Linked DNA regions of Homo sapiens: region 1 is linked to region 2. Evidence: chromatin contacts called from ENCODE Hi-C or POLR2A ChIA-PET data. All regions are on one chromosome and are shown on one strand. The core of a region is the stretch at or near the end of the contact, and the rest is flanking DNA. Distances in the headings are between cores, read along the strand shown.

Region 1 (4,870 bases), core at 1,864-4,363, 100 kb after region 2:
AACATTCTTAAGTGTCTATCATGTATTAGGCATTGTGTTATACACTTCACTATGCTAATTTGTCATCCTAAAACAACCTTAACAAAGTAGGTATTACTTTCATTTTATAAGTTGAAGAAACTGAAGACCATTCAAATTATGCGCCTCTCCTTTCCTGCCTTGATTTTACCCTAACCTCCTTTTGAAGTCTTCTCCAACTTTGTTATAGCAGTTCCGTCCTTACGCTGCCCACATTCAAATTATGCGCCTCTCCTTCCTGCCTTGATTTTACCCTAACCTCCTTTTGAAGTCTTCTCCAACTTTGTTATAGCAGTTCCATCCTTATGCTGCCCAGGCCAAAAGCCTCAGAGTCCTTCTCATCTCCTTCCTTTATACCCCACATCCAATGTGAGGAAACCATCAGCTTATCATCTCTACCACTATTTCTCTGGTCCACATCTCTATCTTCTTGTCCCTCAATTATTATTATTATCTTTTTGTGAGATGGAGTCTCGCTCTGTCGCCCAGGCTGGAGTGCAGTGGTGCAATCTCGGCTCACTGCAACCTCTACTCACTGCAACCTCCGCCTCCTGAGTTCAAGTGATTCTCCTGCCTTAGCCTCCTGAGTAGCTGGGACTACAGGTGCGTGCCACCACACCTGGCTAATTTTTTGTATTTTTAGTAGAGGCGGGGTTTCACCATGTTGGCCAGGATGGTCTTGATCTCCTGACCTTGTGACCCACCCACCTTGGCCTCCCAAAGTGCTGGAATTACAGGCATGAGCCACCGCACCCGGCTGACCCTAGATTATTTTAGTAGCCTCTTAACCAGTCTCTGTGCTTCTACCCTTACACCCTACTGTTTATTCTTAACCCAGCAGTCAAAGTGATCCAATTACAATGTCAGAAAGTGTCACTTTTCTACACAAAATCCTCCAATGGCTCCAACCAACTCACTCAGAGTAAAAGCCTTACCTGATCTGCATCACCCCCACCTTTCACTTCTTTGACTTCATCTTCTCCATTCTTTCATGGTGCCTTCTGGATTGCTCCTAGTACACTTAGGCATACTCCTGCCTCAGGGCCTTTACATTTGCTATGCTTTCTGCCTGGGAAGTTGTCTGCTCAGATATCCCTAACCTCCCTCAAGTCGTTCCTCAAATGTTACCTCCTCCAGAAGCTTTCCTTGATCATCACCCCTCTCCGAACATAGCACCCCTCATACTTTCTATGTACCCTCTCTGCTTAATTTTTATCCACAGCATTTCTTTCTTTCTTTCAAAACAGGGTCTCACTCTGTCACCCAGGCTGGAATGCAGTGGGCTCAAGTGATCCTCCCACCTCAGCCTCCTGGATAGCTAGGACTACAGGTGCACGCCACCATGCCTGGCTAATTTTTAAACTTTTTGTAGATAGGGGGTCTTACTATGTTGCCCAGGTTGGGTCTCCAACTTCTGGCCTCAAGTGATCCTCCTCCTTTGGCCTCCCAAACTGCGGGATTACAGGCATGAGACAGCACTCCTAGCCTCTCCATAGCATTTCTAATCATACAGCAGTCCATATATTGTCCTTATACATTTACCATCTGTCTTTCCCACGTGGAAGAGGTAAGCTCCACGAGGGCTGGAATTGTTGTTTGTGCTCTCTGCTGTGTCCTCAACCCCTAGAAGCGTGCCTAGCATGCAAAAGGCACTCAGTATATATTTGTTGAGTAAATGAATGCTTCCCCCACCTTCCAACTGTTAGAGCAGGCCAAGGGGACCTGTTGTGCAGAACTTCACAGCTTTCTACTCTGAGCTCTATCTTCCTTGTTCTTCCCCAGCTTTTACTTAGGAGCCACTTCTTGACTGAGCTTGTCACAGGTGAAAGGCTGATGAATCTGGAGAGATACTTGTGGCAAGTACCCGGTGTTCCTGCAGTCATCCACAAGCGCAGCAGTGGTGGTAGACAGCTAGAGAAGAAAGTGTAAAGTTTGCATCCTCCAATTATCACGGTTGCAAGACAGAACTTGAAACTAGATACACCTGATTTTGGTTATCTCTGGATGCCATTCACCGAGAATGAAGGGAAGAAGATACTTCCTCCAAAGGAGAATCTGATGAGGCGCCAGCAGGCTGCTGCTGCGGTGGAAACTGCCACATCCGCTTTTGCAAACTGGTGTGGCCCCAGCTGCTTGGACTGAGGCTCAACGCAGGTTTCAGCCACTTCAACCACAGGGCTACGAACATGCCAAGAGAGCCACTAACCAAGTTTCTCATTCCTCCTCTGAGATTTAAAGTCCATCACTTCGCGACTCAAACACGCAAGAGGCGTGGGAGACGGAGGAATGGGGAAGCGAGGCGGCGCTGCCCACCTTGGCAATGGCACAGCCGCGGTCTCTGATGCAAAGGCAGGCGGCCGCGCAGGGCCGGGCCTGGGTGGGAAGGCTGGGCTCTGGGAAGGATGTCGGGGCACCCGGCAGTGCCCAAAGCCACCATCTCAAGCGTGATAGTGGGAAAATGGATGCTGCACCTGCTCTCTCATCTTGCGGGGAATCGTGATTTGGGGAAGTTTCACCTTTGTTGCAGAACTGCCCACATTAGAGCCTTCATTTCTTGGGAAGGGGTTGGCGGGAGTTGCCAGTGAAATGTGTGACACACACACGCGCCACATACTCCCCAAACCCACAGACGACTCCAGTAACGCTCTAGTTACCCTTAAAAAGTAAAACAGAACAAATCAGCAGGCCCCCTCCCTCCATCCTGGCACTTCATTAATGTCGGCCAAGGCCACATTTCCCCTGCCCACTGCAGGGAGTCTGTCAGGAGAACAACAGGCGAACGTTTGCCTCACTTGACTCAGCTCTCTTGGGGCGGTATCAGCATTTTAAAATTCACACCTAAAGGAAGGAGTCAGCAAAGGAAAGCAGAGCTGGGCCGGGGCGCCGGTGGCCGCCGTCAAACCTTTGGGAAGCAAGAAATCCGAAACGCCCGTGACGTGCGGCGTTGTCCGACTCCTTCCACTAGGCAGAACCCGAGAGACGAGCCTTTGGCGGGACGGTGAACGATTGTGCTGTGTACGGCGGTGTGCGTGCGTGAGTAAAGAGTGTGTAGCTCCGGCCAAACGCTAGCCCCCAAGGGCGCGAGTGCTACACTGCGCCCAGCTCAAGTTTCTGTGGAAACTTTCCCTCAGAGGCTCCTCCTCCTTCACCTTGGAAACCGGCGCGGGCCGTGCGGCGCGGCACTGCCTAAGTCCCCGGCGCACCTGGCGGCGGCGTGTCCCAGCGGCAGAGGCGGGGCCGGCGGCGGCGGGGGCGGGGCCGGGGCGCGCTCCCCGAGGCCTCCAGGCAGGTTGGGCCCCACCCCCGCCCCTGCCCCGCCCCGGCCCCCGCCCCCGCCCCCGCCCCCCCCGCGCTCACTAGGGAGAGGCTGGGGGGAGGCAGTGACCCACGCGCCTCAGCCCGCGGCTGACGCACCTTCGAAAAGTTGCGCTCCGACCTTCTCACGACCTACATTCTTCCCGGGCACTCCTGAGTTTGAGCCGGGCCTGGAGGACCTGGGCCAAGACTTTCGAGCGGCGGCCGCCCGAGGTGCGAGGAGCCAGCCCGGCTTTCCTCACTGGGTCCCGCGCAGGCGTCCCCGGGACCGCAGAGCAAACTTTCTGGACTATCTGAGGACACTTGTCCAGCGAGCCCCACTGCTCGGGGAGGAGGAGCCACGGCCGGGGACAGGTAGGTGCTGTGCTGGCCGGAGATTTGCGCTTGAGGGATTCTTTTATTTTAGAGGGTTGAAGGAGGAGGGAGAGTCGAAATGTCCCTTCTCTGCATCCGCCAACTGGGCAGGGGGTGCGGGCATTGGGCTGAGGGAGCAGGCATTGGGCTGGGGGCCGGCTGGGGATGTTCCAAACGAGGTCGCTGCGTCGGGCGGGGGCGCAGGGGGGAGGAGGTGACTTCTAGGGTTTCGGGCTCCGGGACGGGGCGTAACGCGGTGACTGACCCTGGGAGAGAGAGAGCCAGCTTGTTTTGACGAAGGAATATGTCATTAGGGCCCTCCATCCCATTCCTTGGTCCCAGGGTCCTCTGGGAGGCACAGGAAAAGGCAAAGAGATGTGGAGTTCAGGTTTCCCCTGTAAATCAACTTGCTTACACAGGAGACAGAGGCGGTGCCCCTCTGAGGTTTGCAGCCCTTTCCTGGTGTAAGGACTTACTGGTTAGGTAGCTGTTGCTCAATTTCGTAAATTCTGTGATGAAACTGCGTTCAAGTCGTGGTTATTATTGATAGTGTGTATGTGTTTGTGTTTCCTCTGGCTCAACAAAGGTCCCTTGTTAACTCCGCTTCTGCTAGGGAGTGGGAAGAACTACCTTGGTGTCTTATTTCAGGCCTGGTCAGAGCGAGGTGTTGGTGCAGGCGGCGGTAGCCTTGTTGGCTTGGGACTTTGGGAATCACATGAGCAGGTCTAGTGAATTAGTGTCCCAGCCTCCTGGACCCACCCATTCACAGCAGATCTAGCTTCCACTATTCAGCAGATGCTGCAGCCCCAGCTATCCAGGGACAGGGAAACCCCCCTGAAGGGAAAGAGCCAAATGTTGAGAAGGAGAGACAGCTTTCAGGAGGAGGAGTAAACAATGCCTAACAATTGTTGCTTCCCTATAGATTGGGCTTGCTCCCTTGGCTTCTCTGGAAGGGCTGTGCTATCAAATTCATCTCATTAGGAAGTCAGCTGCTCCCTGCTAATAGTCATAGCAGCCCTGATGAAATTATATAGGTCATTGAAAAATAATTCCTGCTTAATTACCTTTATCCTGTTGATTAATGAGAGGGAAGATTTCCTCTCCTTAATGTATTATGCCTGCTTGTCAGGGTCACCTGCCTGACCTCAAGTTCACTTGTACACCTGGCACTAGGCAGGATGCT
Region 2 (5,145 bases), core at 1,769-4,268:
AACTACAATATATTCCAAAAGCTCCCTGGGCTAATTTCTAGTGACTATTATTTGCAAGGAGTTTATGAAGAATAACACACAAAGAGGTCCAAAACCAAGTTTTTTGCCATGAGTTTTGGTCTGCTCAAACTAGCAAGCCCTTAAGAAGGCTGTGGTAAATGACTTTGTTGTTCCCAATGATTCACTGCCCTCTGTGTAAAAAGATTATCCAGCCACTCAAGGTACCATGTAACTTGCAGGACCCCCACACCATTAATGTCAGGTTAACCAAAGAAGTGAGTAGAAGTGATACATGTCACTTCTGAGCATCGTTATAAACACTGGTACATGCTTTGCTATCTTTTTCCCAGATAGGGATTGCTCCTTCGGCCAGGATCCCAGAATGAGCACCACAGGTGAGGCTGAGCTACATCTCACCAGTTGAATATAACTGTTACACAATACTGAGCTCTAGAGGTTGTTTGTAATCACAGCATTAACAACAAAATATGACAGGTACTGGTGTCTAACAAATAAGAATGTATGACTTATTGGTGTTTCCCCTCTTCAAGTCAAATTTTTCTGGTGATTTGCTAAGAAGAAACCTGATGAAAAAAATAGTTGGCCCAAGTATTCCAAAACTAGAACAAAGAATTTTGAACCTGAAAAGAAACTTGGTAGGAGTTAGCAAACTTTTTCTGTAAAGAGTGAGATAGTAAGTATTTTAGGCTTGCAGACCACGTGGACTTTGTTGCAATGACTCAACTCTGCAGATGTAGGAAAAAACGACTATAGACAATGAAACTTTATTCACAAAAACAGTCAGTGAGCCTGGGCTCTGGGTCTAAATCTTTCATACTGTCAATGAAGAATCTGAGAGATTAAATCAAGGTCATATAGCGGGCTAGTGGGAGGCTGAGCATTAGAATGCATGTCTTCTGAAAACCAAATACCGCATGTTCATAGGTGGGAACTGAACAATGAGAACACTTGGACACAGGGTGGGGAACATCACACACCGGGGCCTGTCGTGGGGTGGGGGAAGGGGGGAGGGATAGCATTAGGAGATATACCTAATGTAAATGACGAGTTAATGGGTGCAGCCACCAACATGGCACATGTATACATATATAACAAACCTGCATGTTGTGCACATGTACCCCAGAACTTAAAGTATAAGAAGAAAAAAGAAAAAAAGAATGCATGTCTTCTGAATCTAGTCCTCTAGAACAGGTTCTGTTGGGTCACAAGATGGAGATGAAATACACACAATAAATAAAGCAGGGAATGCTAAAGATAGGTTTTGATTATGTTAAACAGCTTTCAACAGTTTGGTTATAAATGAGGATTTGCTTTTCGAGTGATTATAGCTTTCACGAAAAGAAGTAAATGTCATGAGACCAAACAGGTAAACAAATGATAAATTAGCCAGTGTTTTGAAAAATGATCTTCAGAGGAAACACAATTATACACTCCTTCCAACCACCATTTTCTTGAATAGATTATCAATCATTTCTTTTATTAACAGGATGGCATTTGCTATGATTATTACAGTAATTCATTTTAGGGAAAAATAGGTTTTTAAAAATACCATAATATGAGCAAGAAATATACTGGACCAGCAGCCAATTATTTCTCACAGTATTTTAAATTTATTTTTCTTTAATTTTGAAAGTAATAAACATTCATTGTAAGTAACTGAAACAATACAGAAGTATAAAGTGACACACTCCAGGCCCTCCTCGATTCCACTCCCCAGAGTATTAGCCATACATTATGTTTTAACATGACTGATTTGTTCAGAACGGTGCAGTAAAGCTACTTCCTCTGAGCTACTTTAACAACAAAGAGGAATATAGAGTTCCCCTGGCCAGATATCCCTTGGATATCATGTTTTGAAAAGTAACAAAGGGGTTTGGGGTGGTATATGGCCTAGAAATGAGAAAAGTAAGCTGCCCATTCAAGGTCTGAATGAGGGGTTTGAGCCCAGCACTGTAACCAGCTGAGTGAGGCTCCTCTTTATAAAAACACCTTGATAATGCTACTGTAGAATGTAGAAAAACTTAAAAATGGGTTAAGAGTATCCCTACCTTCTCTTGCTCTCTCATTTTTTTTTTTAAACTTGGGCTGGTTTACTCATAAAAGCAGATTTTTTTTTTTTTAAGAGATAGGGTCCTCACTCTGTTGCCCAGGCTGGATTCAAACTCGTAGGCTCAAGCAATCTTCCCACTTAAGTATCCTGAGTAGCTGGGACTAGAGGCACATACTACCCAACCCAGCTCTGATTATCTTAATCAGTTTTTTTCTTTAAGCCATATTTGACATATCTGAGTGACATCAGAAAAAATGGCAGAGTTAAGACCTCCAAAAGTCTATCCCTCCATAAAAGCAATAAAAACCTGATAGAAACTGGCAGAATCAACTTTTCAGAACTCTAGAAACCAACCAAAAGCTTGTAGCAACTAATGAAACACTGAATCCAGAAAAACTAGCTGGATTGTGGTTAGAATATTGAGCTTTGTGGCATTTTTAACTTACCCTGGTCCCTTCCCTCTTCCCAGCTCAGTGGGAACCTTAAAAATGTTAGCCTGCATTCCTGGTACCAATATCAGGACTAGAGAGAACAAAACCAACCTTATTCACAAAGAACTGTAATAATTTGTCTTGACCTGTCTGGTTTCTCCCTGGAGAAGACTTTCTTTTACCTTACCTAATTTGGAATTATCAGTGCAAAAGTGGCTAGCTAGAGGGCACTTGCTGAAAACACTGACAAGCAAATATATTAGTTGCTGCTGCACAAGGATAACAGTTGGGGCAAACAATAAGCTAACCAAAAAGGTTGGGAAGATAGGCTAGAGAATGAGATGGTTTGAGGAATACAGGCTTTGAATAGCTCCCACATATTCCTGGGAATCTAGAAGGCCAACTGTATTACCAGGATGGGCATATGCTCAGAAAAGACCTGAGAAGGCCCTAAGCTGCCACCTCTGGCTGACTGTCAGAATATGCACAAAGAAGTAAAGGCAAAGCAGACTTGTAAACTGCCTGTCTGAGTACTGAAGGTGTGTCAAAACACAAGAGCCCATCTGCATAAGCTGGGAGGTTCTTTTTGGTTCTAGGCATAAAACAAAACAAAACAAAACAAAACAAAAACCTCTGTCCAATCACTAGCTGACCACTAAGCTAATGAAACTGAAAATTCAGTGTCATGCATGACAAAGAATATAGGATTTACAAAATTAGTTCAGAGAAGTCACTAAACAAACAACCACAACCATAACAAGCAGCAATAACAAACCCTGGGAAGGGAGAAGAATCTGATTTCCAGAGCTGTTACATTATAATATTCAAAATGTTCAGTTTTCAACTTGTAAATACAAGGTATGCAAAGAAATAAGAAATATGGCCCATACACAGAAAAAAAAGTAATCAATACAAACTGTTCTTTCTGAGGAAGCCCAGATGCTGGATTTACTAGACAAAGACTTTATACTTCTGTATTATTGTTTGGGGAGCTCTTTATGTATTCTACATTCAAATCTTTTGTTGGATATATGATTTGAAAATATTTTCTCCTAGTCTGTAGCTTATCTTTTTATTCTATTTAACAGTGTCTTTAGCTCTTTGAACATATTTAAACAACCCAATTTTTAAATGTGCAAAGATTTGAACATTCTTCCCCAAAGATGACATATGGATAGCAATTAACCATATGAACAGATGGTCAATATCATTAGCCAAAAGGAAAATGTAAATTAAAATTACAATGAAATATCACTACACCTCTATTAAAATGGCTAAAAACAAACAAATAAAAACTAGAAAAAATCTAGCAGCATCAAGTGCTGGTGAGAATGCAGAACAATGAGAACTCTCATACATTGCTGGTGATAACACATAACAGGATAGCCACTCTGGAAAACAGTTTGGAAATTTATTATAAAGTTAAATTTATATTTACCATATGATCCAGCAAACCTGTACACAAATGTTTACAGCAGCTTATTCATAATCATCAAATACTGAAAACAATCTAAATATCCTTCATCAGGATATTGTGTACCAGCATAAACAAACTGGTACACTCACACAATAGACTACTACTTGGCAGTAAAACAGATCAAACTATTGATATAGTAACAAAATGAATCAATGTCCAAGGCATTCTCCTGAGTAAAAGAAGCCCGTCTCAGAGGTTATATATTAATACTTTATGAATTCATTTATTTAATATTCTAGGAAAGGCAAAATTATACAGACAGGGAGCAGATCATTGGTTGCCAGTGGAAAGGCGTGCACAGGTCTGACTACAAAGTCAGCCCAGGGAATTTCCAGGTGATGGAACTGTTCTGTATGGTGACTATGGTAGTTGCCACAAGAAACTACATGTGTAATAAAATTCATAGAACTGTTCACCAAAAAGAAGCCAATTTTACTGTATGTACATTTAAAAATTAAAGAAGAAAAGACTACAGGGATTCAAATCTCAGCTGCACTTAACTTCTGTTTACGTCATTTTTCTTATTTTAATAACAGGATGACAAAAGAACCTGCCTTCCAGGATTGTTAGGAGAATTACAGGAGTTCCTGACACATATTTAGTATAAATAAATGATTGATGAATATTTTATTCAGATATGCTAAAAAGTTGGTACTTTTTAAAAAAGTCTACTACAGGAATAAGTAAGAAAGCTGGAGACTCAACTAAAACAGGGGAAAAAAGAATATTGGAATTAAAACCCCAATTCTTCATTAACTTCATTAAACATTCATTGGAAACCTATGAGGTGAGCAATACCAAATTACATTCTACAAGGTTTGCAAAACCCATGTGCTCAAGGAGCTATTGAAAGGTTTGTTCTAAATGCTATGTAAGTACTCATCATTAAATTTAACACTAATAGCAAACGCGCTGTAATTAAGGTTTAATACTAAATGTTCAGTGTCACTGTCCCTTTCCTGAAGAGGCTGTCAAATGGTAACCACCTTTTTCCAACTCATGAAACGTCAGCAACACTGGACTTGTCCCTCATGTTCAGGCTCTGCATCCCATGTCACTAACTCAGTAGATTCCTTCTCAAATATCTTTATCATCCACTCTCCCGCATCATTCCTTACAATTTTCAGGGTTTGGGGTTTTAAAAAGCAGCAGCTGCTGCAATCACT

Evidence for each region. A loop is a pair of places that touch in the nucleus more often than their neighbours do. ChIA-PET counts read pairs that join two places held with the same protein, here RNA polymerase II (POLR2A). Pooled maps may share reads with other maps.
Region 1: a loop to region 2 is called in a pooled map, with 4 times the contacts of the local background. The contact joins the promoter of FHIP1A-DT here to the enhancer-like site in region 2. A Hi-C loop is called at or near these places in 2 of 50 pooled maps. POLR2A ChIA-PET finds 5 or more read pairs at or near these places in 3 of 52 experiments (OCI-LY7, activated CD4-positive, alpha-beta T cell and activated T-cell).

Annotation. Positions count from the first base shown.
Region 1 is chr4:151,405,779-151,410,648 of GRCh38, forward strand. FHIP1A-DT (FHIP1A divergent transcript) reads right to left here and starts at 3,114. Exons shown (of 3, transcript NR_183963.1): 1 at 1,405-3,114. It overlaps FHIP1A (FHF complex subunit HOOK interacting protein 1A), which reads left to right and starts at 3,398. Exons shown (of 14, transcript NM_001109977.3): 1 at 3,398-3,687. RefSeq lists enhancers at 1,828-2,137, 1,969-2,668, 2,669-3,368 and silencers at 2,595-3,067, 3,188-3,357.
Region 2 is chr4:151,301,858-151,307,002 of GRCh38, forward strand. The region is part of intron 1 of SH3D19 (SH3 domain containing 19); the gene reads right to left. Among named protein-coding and RNA genes, the nearest start is that of SH3D19, 21 kb to the right of the region's middle. Within about 2 kb of position 3,019, at least 2 of the 41 ENCODE cell types and tissues checked have a DNase peak (open chromatin) inside an H3K27ac peak, as active enhancers do.